Linked DNA regions of Homo sapiens: region 1 is linked to region 2. A link is a contact called in ENCODE Hi-C data. All regions are on one chromosome and are shown on one strand. Each heading gives the region's core, a stretch centred on a gene start or an enhancer-like site at or near the end of the contact. The rest is flanking DNA. Distances are from core to core; before and after follow the strand shown.

What was found. Hi-C counts contacts between places; a loop is a spot of excess contacts on that map. Pooled maps may share reads with other maps.
Region 1: a loop to region 2 is called in a pooled map, with 2.1 times the contacts of the local background. The contact joins two enhancer-like sites. A Hi-C loop is called at or near these places in 5 of 168 maps with a recorded cell type or tissue (GM12878, OCI-LY7, esophagus muscularis mucosa and 2 more) and 8 of 50 pooled maps.

What each region holds. Positions count from the first base shown.
Region 1 is chr3:57,081,806-57,088,309 of GRCh38, forward strand. No RefSeq gene overlaps it. Among named protein-coding and RNA genes, the nearest start is that of SPATA12, 24 kb to the left of the region's middle. Within about 2 kb of position 1,671, at least 2 of the 41 ENCODE cell types and tissues checked have a DNase peak (open chromatin) inside an H3K27ac peak, as active enhancers do.
Region 2 is chr3:56,809,656-56,815,596 of GRCh38, forward strand. It overlaps a transcript of ARHGEF3 not described here. Among named protein-coding and RNA genes, the nearest start is that of ARHGEF3, 11 kb to the left of the region's middle. Within about 2 kb of position 1,781, at least 4 of the 41 ENCODE cell types and tissues checked have a DNase peak (open chromatin) inside an H3K27ac peak, as active enhancers do.

The sequences.
Region 1 (6,504 bases), core at 421-2,920, 270 kb after region 2:
CTGTAATCCCAGCACTTTGGGAGGCCAAAGTGGGAGGATCACTTGAAGCCAGGAGTTTAAGACCAGCCTGGGCAACAAAGTGAGATCCCTGTCTCTACCAAAAATTTAAAAATTAGCTCGGCGTGGTGGTGTGTTTCTGTAGTCCCAGCTACTCAGGAGGCTGAGGCAGGAGGATTGTTTGAACCCAGTTTGGGGTTGCAGTAAGCCATGATCACACCACTGTACTCCAACCCGGGCTAACAGAGAAACCTTATCTCAAAAAAAAAAAAAAAAAAAAAATCAGGCTAGGGTGGGATCAGGGCAGTTACTTAACAAAATCATCAATTGGGGAAGCCAGGGTTTCTGCAAGAAACCCCCACCTGGATGGGCAAAGGATGAGCTGTGACTGACACCAGGCAGAAAAGCAATGGAGAGGGGCCAGGGCAAGGGGCTGGGTAGCACCTTCAGGGAAAGCAGCCGCAGGAGAAGGCACAACCAGGGTCAAGGGTGGGACTCTGAGATGACTGGCCCCAGCCACCTAGTAACCACTGGGTACCTTGAACACTTGCTGAGTGTCTGTTGTGTGTAACCTTACATTTAAAACCCTCTGCTTATGTAACACTACTCACTGTAAAGCAATATAGAAAATAGCAGAGGTACAAAGAATAAGAAAACCCACCCACAATCACACCATCCAGCAGTAACCACTGTTAATCTGTGTCCTTTATTTTTCATTTAACATATTGTGAATGCTTTCCTTTGTCGTGAAATATTCTCCCACAACATGATTGCTAAAGGCCATTTGGTCCATTGTATGCATGTGCCCTCTTATAATCAATTCCGACTGGTACTTGGTTTGTTCCTCATTTCTCGTTATCAGGATAATGCTTAGTAATGAATTTTTTGTTTGTTTGTTTTTTGAGGCAGAACCTCACTCTGTTGCGCAGGCTGGAATACAGTGATGTGATCTCACTGCAACCTTCACCTCCCAGGTTCAAGTGATTCTCGTGCCTCAGCTTCCCGAGTAGCTGGAATCACAGGCACCCACCACCATGCCCAGCTAATTTTTTTTTTTAATTAGAAATGGGGTTTTGCCATGTTGGCCAGGCTGGTCTCAAACTCCTGGCCTCAAGTGATCCACCCACCTTGGCCTCCCAAAGCGGGGATTACAGGTGTGAGCCACCACTTCCGGCCTGAAAATCTTTTTTTTTTTTTTTTTTTTTTTTTTTTTTTTTTTTTTTTTGAGGCAGGGTCTCGGTGTCTTGCCCAGGCTGGAGTGCAGTGGCACAATCTCAGCTCAGTACAACCTTGACCTCCCAGGCTCAAGTGATCCTCTCACCTCAGTCTCCCAAGTAGCTGGGACTACAGGCGTGCACCACCATACCCAGCTAATTTTTGTATTTTTTTGTAGAGACAGGTTCTCACTATGTTGCCAAAGCTGGTCACCAACTCCTAAACTCAAGCAATCTACCCGCCTCAGCCTCCCAAAGTGCTGGGATTATAGGCATGAGCCACCATATCCAGCCTCAAAAATCTTTGCACAACAAATGTAAGCACGCATTTTTAGTTACTTACTAAAGATAAAACCCCAGAAGTGGAATTACTGGAAGAGACATTTAACTCTCTGCCTGTAGCAATGCACTGTATAGATGCTCCCCCTCCCCCACTTTTTGGCATTTGAAAGGTGTGCCGTGTCCGGTTGCAGTCTTCACCCAGGGGATGGTGATGTGTCTGGGTATCGGTCTTTTTTTTTTTTTTGAGACAAGAGTCTCACTGTATCACCCAGGCTGCAGTGCAATGGCGCGATCTCGGCTCACTGCAGCCTCTGCCTCCCGGGCTCAAGTGATTCTCCTGCCTCAGCCTACTGAGTAGCTGGGATTACAGGCCCACGCCACCACACCCGGCTAATTTTTGTATTTTCAGTAGAGACGGGGTTTCACCATGTTGGTCAGGCTGGTTTCACACTCCTGACCTCGTGATCCGCCCGCCTCGGCCTTCCAAAGTGCTGGGATTACAGGTGTGAGTCACTGCGCCTGGCCTGGGTGTCAGTCTTATTGTTCAGGCCTAAGCAATGCTCTTCAAGTGCTACTAAAAGCCTTCTTTGGAAGCAAGTCCTTTCTGCTTTCATAATCTGGGTTAGAAAACCTGAGGAGCAAGGCTGAGCTGGGGAGTGGGAAGACAGAGAGAGGCTGTGGAGTGGGAAATACCTGAGTTCAAATACAACTTGAGCCCTGTCCTGAGGTGGGACATGGGCTCCAAAGTCCCTTTGGGAGGCTGAGGGGAGCTCAGGCACTATGCAATGCATGGCATAGTAGCAGGCATCCAACACACATTGGTAATTCTGATACGGCTCGTGTCGCTAACCAAACCTGTGTCTATAGCAAGCTATTATCCAGTCTGAGGACAGGAACCACAGGGTGTAAAACCTTGAGATAACAGAGCCTTGTGGGGGAAATACATAAAACAGCCCAGTCGTTCTCCACTCTGGGATCATGGTAAATGGATGGGAGCCATGTTCCAATTTGCAAAGTGAGGCACAGATGCAGTTTTCTCTTCTAGGGAGCCTTTTAAATTTACTAATAACTGTTATTTCTCAGCCGGGCACATGGCTCATGCCTGTAATCCTAGCGCTTTGAGAGGCCAAAGCAGGTAGATTGCTTGAGCCCAGGAGTTCAAGACCAGCCTGGGCAACATGGTGAAACCCCATCTCTACAAAAAAACACAAAAATCAGTGGGGCATGGTGGCGCAGGCCTATAGTCCCAGCTACTCAGGAGGCTAAAGTGGGAGGATCGCTTGAGCCTGGGAGGTTGAGGCTGTAGTGAGTGGATCTGCAGCTTGGGGTGACACAGTGAGACCCTGTTAAATAAATAATAAAAATAATAAAGAAAGAAAAGAAAAAAACACTATTATTCCCTATCTTGATGACAGCTAAAACAGATAGTAATGTTTTTGAGCACTTGTCATGTGCCAGGCACTGAGCGGGCTATCCCCTCCCATCCCCTGCTTTATCCTCACAACAACCCCATGAGGCAGGTACATTTTTTTACCTTCGTCTGACTGATGAGGAAACTGAGAACCAGGGAGATGAGGTGACTTGCCCCAGTGACTACTCAGTGGTAGGGTGGGGTGCAAGCTGGTTAAAGCAGTAAAACAAGAGTCCAGTCCAGATGGAAGGCCTCCGCAAGGGATACGGCCTCCCCTCATGAAGCAACATTCTAGTGAGCAAGAGGTTCCTGAAGACACATGTCAGGACCTAGACTAGAGGTGGACAGTAGACAGGGAAGGTCTCATTGCAAAGGAGGGATGGAGACTGAGAAAGGGTGATTCAGGTAGAAGAAACAGCACATGCAAAGAACCCGGGGCAGGAACACAGGAGTGAGGAATTTCAACAGTCTGGTATGATCAGAGAAAGAAGGGACACAGAGAGGAGAAGTCAGCAAGGCATCACATAAGAGATTCGGTATTCACTTCCAGGGCCACTAGTGGTTTTCAGCAGAAAGTGACATCTGATCAAGTACCCATCTCCCTTGAAGACCATTCCCAGCTGCCCTGTGGAACTGAGACCTCCAGGAGGCAGGGATTCCATTTCAGTTAGCTACGCCATCAGCTACCCAGGCCAGGGCCAAGGGAGACATTCAGGAGAAATCCCATTTCGTAACTGTACACCTCCTAACCTGCCCCCATGACTCATCCCTATAGGAACAGGGGCTTTCTGCGTGCCATCCTTTGTGCCCAGAATTTCACCCAGCCTCAAAATAGACCCATTAGGTACTGAATTATTAACTGTTTTTTTGTTTTGTTTTGTTGTTTTGAGACAGAGTTTTGCTCTGTCGCCCAGGCTGGAGTGCAGTGGTGCGATCTCGGCTCACTGCAACCTCCACTTCCCAGGCTCAAGTGATCCTCCCACCTCAGCCTCCTGAGTCGCTGAGACTACAGGCACATGCCACCATGCCCAGCTGATTTTTGTATTTTTAGTAGAGACGGGGTTTCAACATGTTGGCCAGGCTGGTCTCGAACTCCTGACCTCAGGTGATCCGCCCACCTCGGCCTCCCAAAGTGCTGGGGTTACAGGTATGAGCCACTGTGCCTGGCCCTATTATTAACTGTTTTCTAGATGGAGAAAATAAGTCCTAAACAGGGCAAGGCACCTGCTTAGGGAAACACAGAAAATGGCAAACTGAGATCTAAGTTCAAGATGCCTCAGACCAAAGCCTGCCTCAACTTTAATCACAATGCTAATTTTCATCTCATGAATAATAACACACAATTATACACAGGTGTGCAAGATACTGAAGCATATCTACCTCCAGAGATACAGAACCAAAGGCAGGACCTGACTGTATTTGCATTCAGCTGCCAGGCATGCTCCTGCCTTTCTTTTCTACAAGTTTCCTCTGGCCTGGCCTTGCCCAACCTGGTAGGAAGTCTATGGTTTGTTTTGAGGCTGATGTCTGCCCACTCCCCAGAATGTCTCTGACCAGCAAGAGTGAAAAAGACCAGGCAGAGCCATCTCATTCTGGAAGACTGTTATTTGATCTCCTCCCACCTCCCTCCACTAATTTCTAAAACTTGGGAAATTGCCCTGACCTTGTGCTGATGGTTTGAGAAACAACCCCTGCCTTTGTTCACATTCAGAGTGGAGAGTGGTCATCTGCCTGGCACAGAGACCTTACAGCAGCAAGTCCAGAAAAATGTATCTCTATCAGGATTAAATGGCAACCAGGAAAAAAGGAGTCTGGGGAATGGAACATCAGCAGATCTCAAGGTGCACAGTCAACTGTCACAGGCTATGTGTGGTCAGCTATTGGGAACCCCAGAGCTAATGTCTTAATTTTGCCAAATTAAGTTCCTCTTCAACCCTCACCTCTGCAACAGCCAGGCATGGACCCACCCTTTTCTTTTAGGGGATAGAAATGATACAACTTATCACCTGACAAAGCACTTGGCCTAAAGTTCCTTGTGGGCATGGAACTGTCTCCCACCCATCCCGATATGGCCCCCAAAAAGCCCAAGACCTGCTCTTCCATTATATAATTAATAGCTACTATTCACCAAGTACCTGGCATTTGCTGAGCACAGCCTTGGGTACTTTATATACTCCATCTCATTTAATCCTCACAATAACCCTTTGTGGTGAGTATTAGGCCCATCTTACAGATGAAGAAACTGAGTTTCAGAACACTTAGATGACTTGCCCTCAACTCTATACATAGGAAGAGGTGGAGTCAGGAGGGCAGGAGTACTGTGTACCATGTCCATCACTATGTCTGTTTCCCAGCACACACTTTGGAATTAACCCTGTTAAGGCAGTTGTAGCATGTATAAATGTGAAAGATGGTGCAAGGTCCCTTCCAGAAAGAGGCCAGGGAGCCAAGCTCACTGATCTTGCATTTCTTTTCTTTAATCCCAAGGGCCCCATTTGAATTTTCTCATTGCAAAAGTTCTTATGCCGTGTTTGTGTCCATCTCTCCCCTTCATTGCATCCTCTAACTTATCCTATTCTTGGGCCTCTTATGATTTCATTCCTTGTGGACAGTGAGGACAGAATATGCTGAGGGAGCAGTGGGAAACACATTTATTGGGGACCCACTGTGCCCAGGACTGCAAAGATAGATTTTATGTCTCCTCCCTCCTCCACCTGCTTAGCTTATCACCTGTAGTTCTTATTCAACTAAAGCAACAATTTTTTTTTTTTTTTTGTAGTTAGAGCCTGTAAGAGGAAGCTGGTCTTTGCTCCTCTAATACTGGTATTTCTAAAACAAAGCAAAGCCAGTGGCAGGGCCCCACAGATGTTGGGGACTGCAAGAACCCTAGGCAGCTGTAAAAACAGAGAGCTTTCTAATATCATGGTAAAAATGAGGGCTTCTCATGCTGTCCCAAGAGAACATTAATAGAAAGTACTAGCTGCAATGTTTTTTTTTTCTTTTTTAACTTTTTAATTTTAACTTAAAATTTTTTGAGACAGGATCTTGCTCTGTTGCCCAGGCTGCAGTGAAGTGGTGTGATCATATAGTTCACTGCAGCCTCAAACTCCTGGGCTCAAGTGATCCTTTCACCTCAGCCTCCTGAATACCTAGGACTACTAGCACACACCACCATGCCCAGCTAATTTTTAAATTTTTTTGTAAAGATGGGGTCTTGCTATGTTGCCCAGGCTGGTCTTAGACTTCTGGTCTGAAGTGATTCTCCTGTCTTGGCCTCCCAAAGTGCTGAGATTACAGGTGTAAGTCACCATGCCTGAACTATTTGTACTTTTTGAGGCCTCAGCCTGCTAAGTAGGTGAGTCTATAGGTGCGCACTGCCAAGCCCAGCTGTAACTTTTATTTTAATGAAAGAAAAGGAAAGAGAAATTCATGTATTGCAGTATCTGCCTAACGAGATCCATTTGCTTCAACTCTGAACCAGATTTACACTCAGAATTTGCAAGAGAAAGGAACCAAGTCACTCAAGATTCTTCCTTCCGCTTAAACTGTTACTGAGGGACAGAGCAGCCTATTGATCAGGAGTGGTGATGCTTCAATCAG
Region 2 (5,941 bases), core at 531-3,030:
TTTGAGAGTATTTCATATTTGGGGGTTAAGGATTCAATAAATATGTTATATTTAATTTTTAAAATATTTTTTACTTTACTTTTTTTTTTTCCTTTGTGACAGAGTCTCACTTTGTCACCCAGGCTGGAGTGCAGTGGTGCAATCTCGGTTCAGTGCAACCTCCACCTCCCAGGTTCAAGCGATTCTCCTGCCTCAGACTCCTGAGTAGCTGGGATTACAGATGTGCACCACCATGCCTGGCTAATTTTTGTATTTTTAGGAAAGACTGGGTTTCACCATGTGGGTCAGGCTGGTCTCGAACTCCTGGCCTCATGTCATCCACCTGCCTCGACCTCCCAAAGGGATTACAGACGTCAGCCACCGTGCCTGGCCATATATTTATTTAGTTATTTATTCCCCTCAGACTACAACTAAGGTATTCCTTTATGTGGGTTTCGTATAGTAACCATTATTCAGAGAAATTAGAACCTAAAATGTATACATTCCAGCTTTGGATATTAGAGGTGTTTTCTCCTCCATCAACTACAAACTCAGTAATCAAAGTACCGTATTTTGTCGAACCTAAGACTGTAATATGTGCTATTATTTTATGTACTCTCTAAAATAGGCTGGGTGTGGTGGCTTACCCCTGTCATCTCAGCACTTTGGGAAGCTGAGGCGGGCAGATCATTTGAGCCCAGGAGTTGGAGACCAGCCTGGGCAACATGCTGAAACCCTGTCGCTACAAAAAATAGACAAAGTAACTGGCATGGTGGCACACATCTGTAGTCCCAGCTACTCGGGAGGCTTGAACCCAGGAAGCAGAGGTTGCAGTGAGCTTGAGACTATACCACTGCACTCCGGCCTGGGTGACAGAGAGAGACTGAGTCTCAAAAACAAAAAGAAAAGAAAAGAAAAGAAAAATATTGTCAATTAAATTATATGATCAATTGTAAGACCCTTGGCAATTCAAGAGAAGTTAACATGTGGAGGAAAATGTGTAAAATAACAAAATATGGCAGTATTCATATCATCTGGCCTGAATTTGAAAACCCATACATTTATAGAGAAATGACTTCTGAGGAGTCAGGGACACTCCCAGAGACCACCTGCTGTGAAATTGACTAAGAAGCTTATCAAATCCATATATATCCCTAAGGCCCACTTTGGGTCCAATGAATTGGAATCTTTGGCAGCAGACCCAGAAATCTGTAAAATACCCTCAAAAAGCACTGTTCGAGTAACATACATAGTGTTATGAATCAGAATGATCAGCAAGCCCAATAATGATCCCCCAGCCACAGGCTAGAAATGCTCTGACCACAAATCTTCAGTCCTGAGGTGCACAGGGGGTAATTAGCCCAATGGCTGTAGCATCAAAACCCAGAATGGGAATAAGGAGCCTCTTAATTTGTTCATCCAAACAAACGTGCACTGAGGAACTACTGTGTGCCACACCATGCTATATACAGATGGGTGCCTCAAGGATATGATGAAAAATTGACAAATCTATACTCCGAGTAAACTACCAAGTAAGCCACCCACTAGGAGATGTGTTCTGGCTCTTGGGACTTGATTTACAATCTGGTATCCAAGGTTCCAATTTAAAACATGCTTATCTTCATAGCCAGAGGGCATGACAGCATTTACGTTTTTAAAAAATTAGCTGTAGAGCAGAGAATGGGAGGAGGGCACTTGGCTTGAGATGTTTACTTGAAAAAAGACCTAGGGCTGGGGCTGGGGCAGATGGTGGGGGTGGGGGCATGGGCAGAAGACTTTAATTACAGAACAAGTTCAACTAGTAGAAACAGGTTCGGGGACTCCTGGCAAATATGTGTCTCATCTGGTGGGAGTGGAAACTGGCTGGCGTATGCTAGAAGCAGCATATTAGCTGAAAGTGTTCTGTGTGCTGTGGGTATTAGACACGCTTCACAAAGGGGCTAGTTGGTGTGGGTTAACTGAATGCTTTGGTTAAGTGGGAGCTGAATTAAGACAGTTTCTGCTTTACTTGATTTTTTTTCCATCTCAGAGCCAAAACCAAGCTCAGCAAACATAGTTCGCATGTGCCCACAATTCTGATTAAACCAAAAGCCTTGGCAATAGAGGACTGAACAGAAGCACTTAGTCACTAGTTCCCCAGATTTTATCATTGCACTATCATTTGATTCTTCAACTCTAGCATTAATAAGTACAACCAACTGATAGCTGTGCCTAGCTAATTCCTCTCATTCAAGGTTGTCTGTGACCCCCAGGCAAGGGTAATCCTTGTTTTGTGCCCTCAAGGTGCCAAGTACCTCTTCTTCCCCAGTAGTCAGCCTGCTCATATTGACTGATTTTATGTCTGTCTCCACTGCCTGGCTGCAAGCTACAAGGGGACAGGGACCATATCTATCTTGCTCATCACAGTAGCCCCAGCTCCTCCTATTACGCTGGCACATAGCAGACTCTCAGCTCATATTTGTTGAAATGAAAATTAAATTGAAATGGGGCTAATCAAAGAACACGTCACGGAGGAAGCAAATCCAGAGAAGATTTTTGCAAGGAGGAATACACCATATTTAAAACTTCTGAGATGGGACCAAAAAATAATATGCAGAATACTATAGTGGGCTGTTTGAAATTTTGAAAGGTAATTCAAATAGGCCCCTAATTTTAATGTTTAGCTTCTTGAAGAGTCCAAACCACTTTGAGAAACGGCTCCTACAGTGTTAGACTGTGGGGGCCTCTCAGATATGATAGAGCTTTCAGTTCCTTCCAGCTGTTTACACACTAATTCCTGAACAAGGTGGACTTGCCAGGAAGGCTGAAACTAGTGACAAAGGGACATCAAATAGCTTATTTTCAAAGACACTGTGCAACATGCTCATCTGCCCTTTTCCTTCCCTTTAAAGGTTATTTCTTTCATTCCCTTCTCTAGGTTTTTGATTCCAGGTTAAACTCTACAAAAATGTTTTTTTCCTCTTAACTTGCCATGCTCACACCTAATGCCATTTGTATCAAAACTCTGTTTTCTTGAGGTGGGCCCCAAGGGGCTGACTTTTAAGGGAGGGGGCAGATTTTGCCTGATGTTTCTGCAAGATTAAACATGGTGCTTATCTGAAGTTCAAGGCTGATGATAAATTATAGACTCAAGAACTTTTTATTCAAAGAAGCCAAAGGAAGAAGGAAACTTCTCTGCTAGCTGCTCCACCAAAGGGGAGTCATGTTCTCCCCTCCTAGAGCCTTACAAGAGATAATTTTGAGAGCTCATTCTGGTTTAGAGACAATACATGGTGAACAAAGCTCATCTGTCATTGAGTGGGAGGTAGGGAGGAAAGAAGGTAAGAGAGAATTAAAATTGTAAAGCCAACATCATGTGGATTCCTCCTTGAACTTTAATAACCCAGTGCTGCCTGCAGGCTCAGAAAAACCAAATGCAATGGGTAGGTACAAGGATTGCTCTGGTGCCAGGAAAATGCAATAAGACATAACTTTTATAAGGTAGGCAATGAAAGAGTGCCCTGCAGGAACAAAACAGGCTTTTAACATCTCCAAAGTTGGCAGCCAGATGCCTGAAACATTGGTTTAGTGCATCCAAAACACACAACAGATAGAACCACTTTCTTTAAGATGAAGTCATCTTCCAGGAGAAACAATAGCTGGGAAGGCTGGGTTTTTATGATTCATGGGAGGAGGAGAATTTGATCTGTATTTTCTTTGCCACAGTCTATCCCATTTTAATGCATGTTAGAGGTTTTCCACATGTTAGGCAAATTTTCTAGAATGTTTTGAAAGGGAAAAAATTCTGCAGACTGCCTCAGTTACTGAAAGAGTTCTCTTTCTCCCCTGGCTGGGGAGGGATCCAGTTCTGTCTCACCGTGTTATCGAAAAGATCTGAAACTACAACTCTTCATTTGGATTCTGCTGTTATGAAATGCAGTTTGGGGTATCTTGTTACACTTTACTCCCAGAAGTGTTAAAGGAAGTGCCTGTCATCAAAATTCAAAAATAAATATAAAAATGATGCTGGCAGAGCTCAAAAACTAAAAGGATCAGCATTTTGCTTCAGTTTCCTGTTCATAAAACTTTATAAAAACAACCCACCCATTTAAAAAAAACCTGTAACAATAGTTCACTATTCTTTTCCTAAATGCTTGCCTCATGCCACTCTGAAATTAGGTGCCATCACGTTTCCTGAGTTATGGGCCCCAAACACCACATCCTTTTCCTCCCTCCCACACCCCCACCCCACCTGGCATCATTCCTGAATTTAGATGCTTCTCCAGTTTCTGAGCTCAGTAGACAGATGCCAACATTCTCCCTCCTACCTGTCCTGAAGTGGCCAAGCATCTGTACCAGCTGGAAGCAGGAATAATTGAGGCTTCCTTCCCCCAAATTAATTCTCACTTCCTAGAGAAGCTTTTAATATGGAAGGTTAAATTATAAAGTGAAGAGCTAGTAAACTGAAAAAGAATAAGATATTTCCCTCCCACTCTGCCTTTACAGCAAAATTTTCTTTGTGGAATACTCAACACTCTGTCCTTCTTTCTGGAAGAACATAGAATACAAGCTCTAGAACAAGCTTTTCCAACCCATGGCCCACAGGCTGCATGCATCCCAGGATGGCTTTGAATGTGGCCCAACATAAATTTGTAAACTTTCGTAAAACGTTATGAGACTTTTTTTTGCGATTTTTTTTAAGCTCATCAGCTATTGTTAGTGTTAGTGTATTTTATGTGTGGCCCAAGACAATTCTTCTTCCACTGTGGCCCACGGAAGCCAAAAGATTGGACACCTCTGCTTTAGAATGAGAAGCCTGGGTTCAAATACCAAGTTTTCACTTGCCAACTATATGACTTTGGACAGTTTACTTAATGATGACAAACATCAGTTTAAGCATCTATAAAATGGGGATATGAGAGTTTCAAGGTTTTAATGAGTTAAAAACACATGAATAATCCAATAAGATAATATGTATGTCAGATTTCTAAGCATACAGTTAGCACGTCATGCTATTATTAACCCTTCCGGTAAATAAATCATCCTTCTCCCTTTTTTTTTAAATGAATTAAGGAAAAAAGGTGGAATTTGGAGAACTTTTCCAACACTCCTTGCTTCCAAAGACATTAATTCTTTGATTTAATCTTATAATTTCAAAAAAGGATATGACTGTTGCACATATATAAAAGAAGCAGCAGAGTGAAGAGTGAACTGACCTAAATTAGAAGACATGGGCCAGGTGCAGTGGCTTACACCTATAATCCCAACACTTTGGGAGGCCAAGGTGGGAGGATCACTAGAGCCCAGGAGTCTGAGACTAGCCTGGGCCACAAAGTAAGACCTCATCTCTACAATAATAATAACAATTATTATTATAACAATTAGCCAGGCACAGTGGCATATGCCTATGGTGACAGCTACTCAGGAGGCTGAGGCAGGGTGATTGCTTGAGCCTAAGAGTTTGAGGCTGCAGTGAGCTATGATCGTGCCACTGCATTCCAGCTTGGGCAACAGAGCGAGACCCCACCTCTAAAAAAATTAAAAAAAAAAAAAAAAGAAGACATGGTATACAATCTGGCCCTACCATTAAGTCTGTGGTCTTGGGCAAGTCAAGTGATCTCTCTGAGACATAGATTCTTGAACCATATAACAAGGTGATTTAAACATAAATGTGTATGCTTCTGTGATTCTATTAAACAGCAAAGACTGAAGTGTATATGGAGTATTATCTTGATTTTATGCTATTTAATTTCAGGAAAGCTTTCAAATAAAAATTCATATCTTATGTACTGATGAAAGCACCCTGTCTAAAATTAGCATGTTTGGTATAGGCAGCCCACATTTTGGGTTGGTTCAGCATGGTAATATTTTATGAAGGCTCATCAGAAAATTAAGCTCAATGTACTCATTTGTCAAGAAATGCATATGCATATAGATTCTTTTAATATCAAATGGCAAAGCAAACAAGAGGTTGAAACAGAGG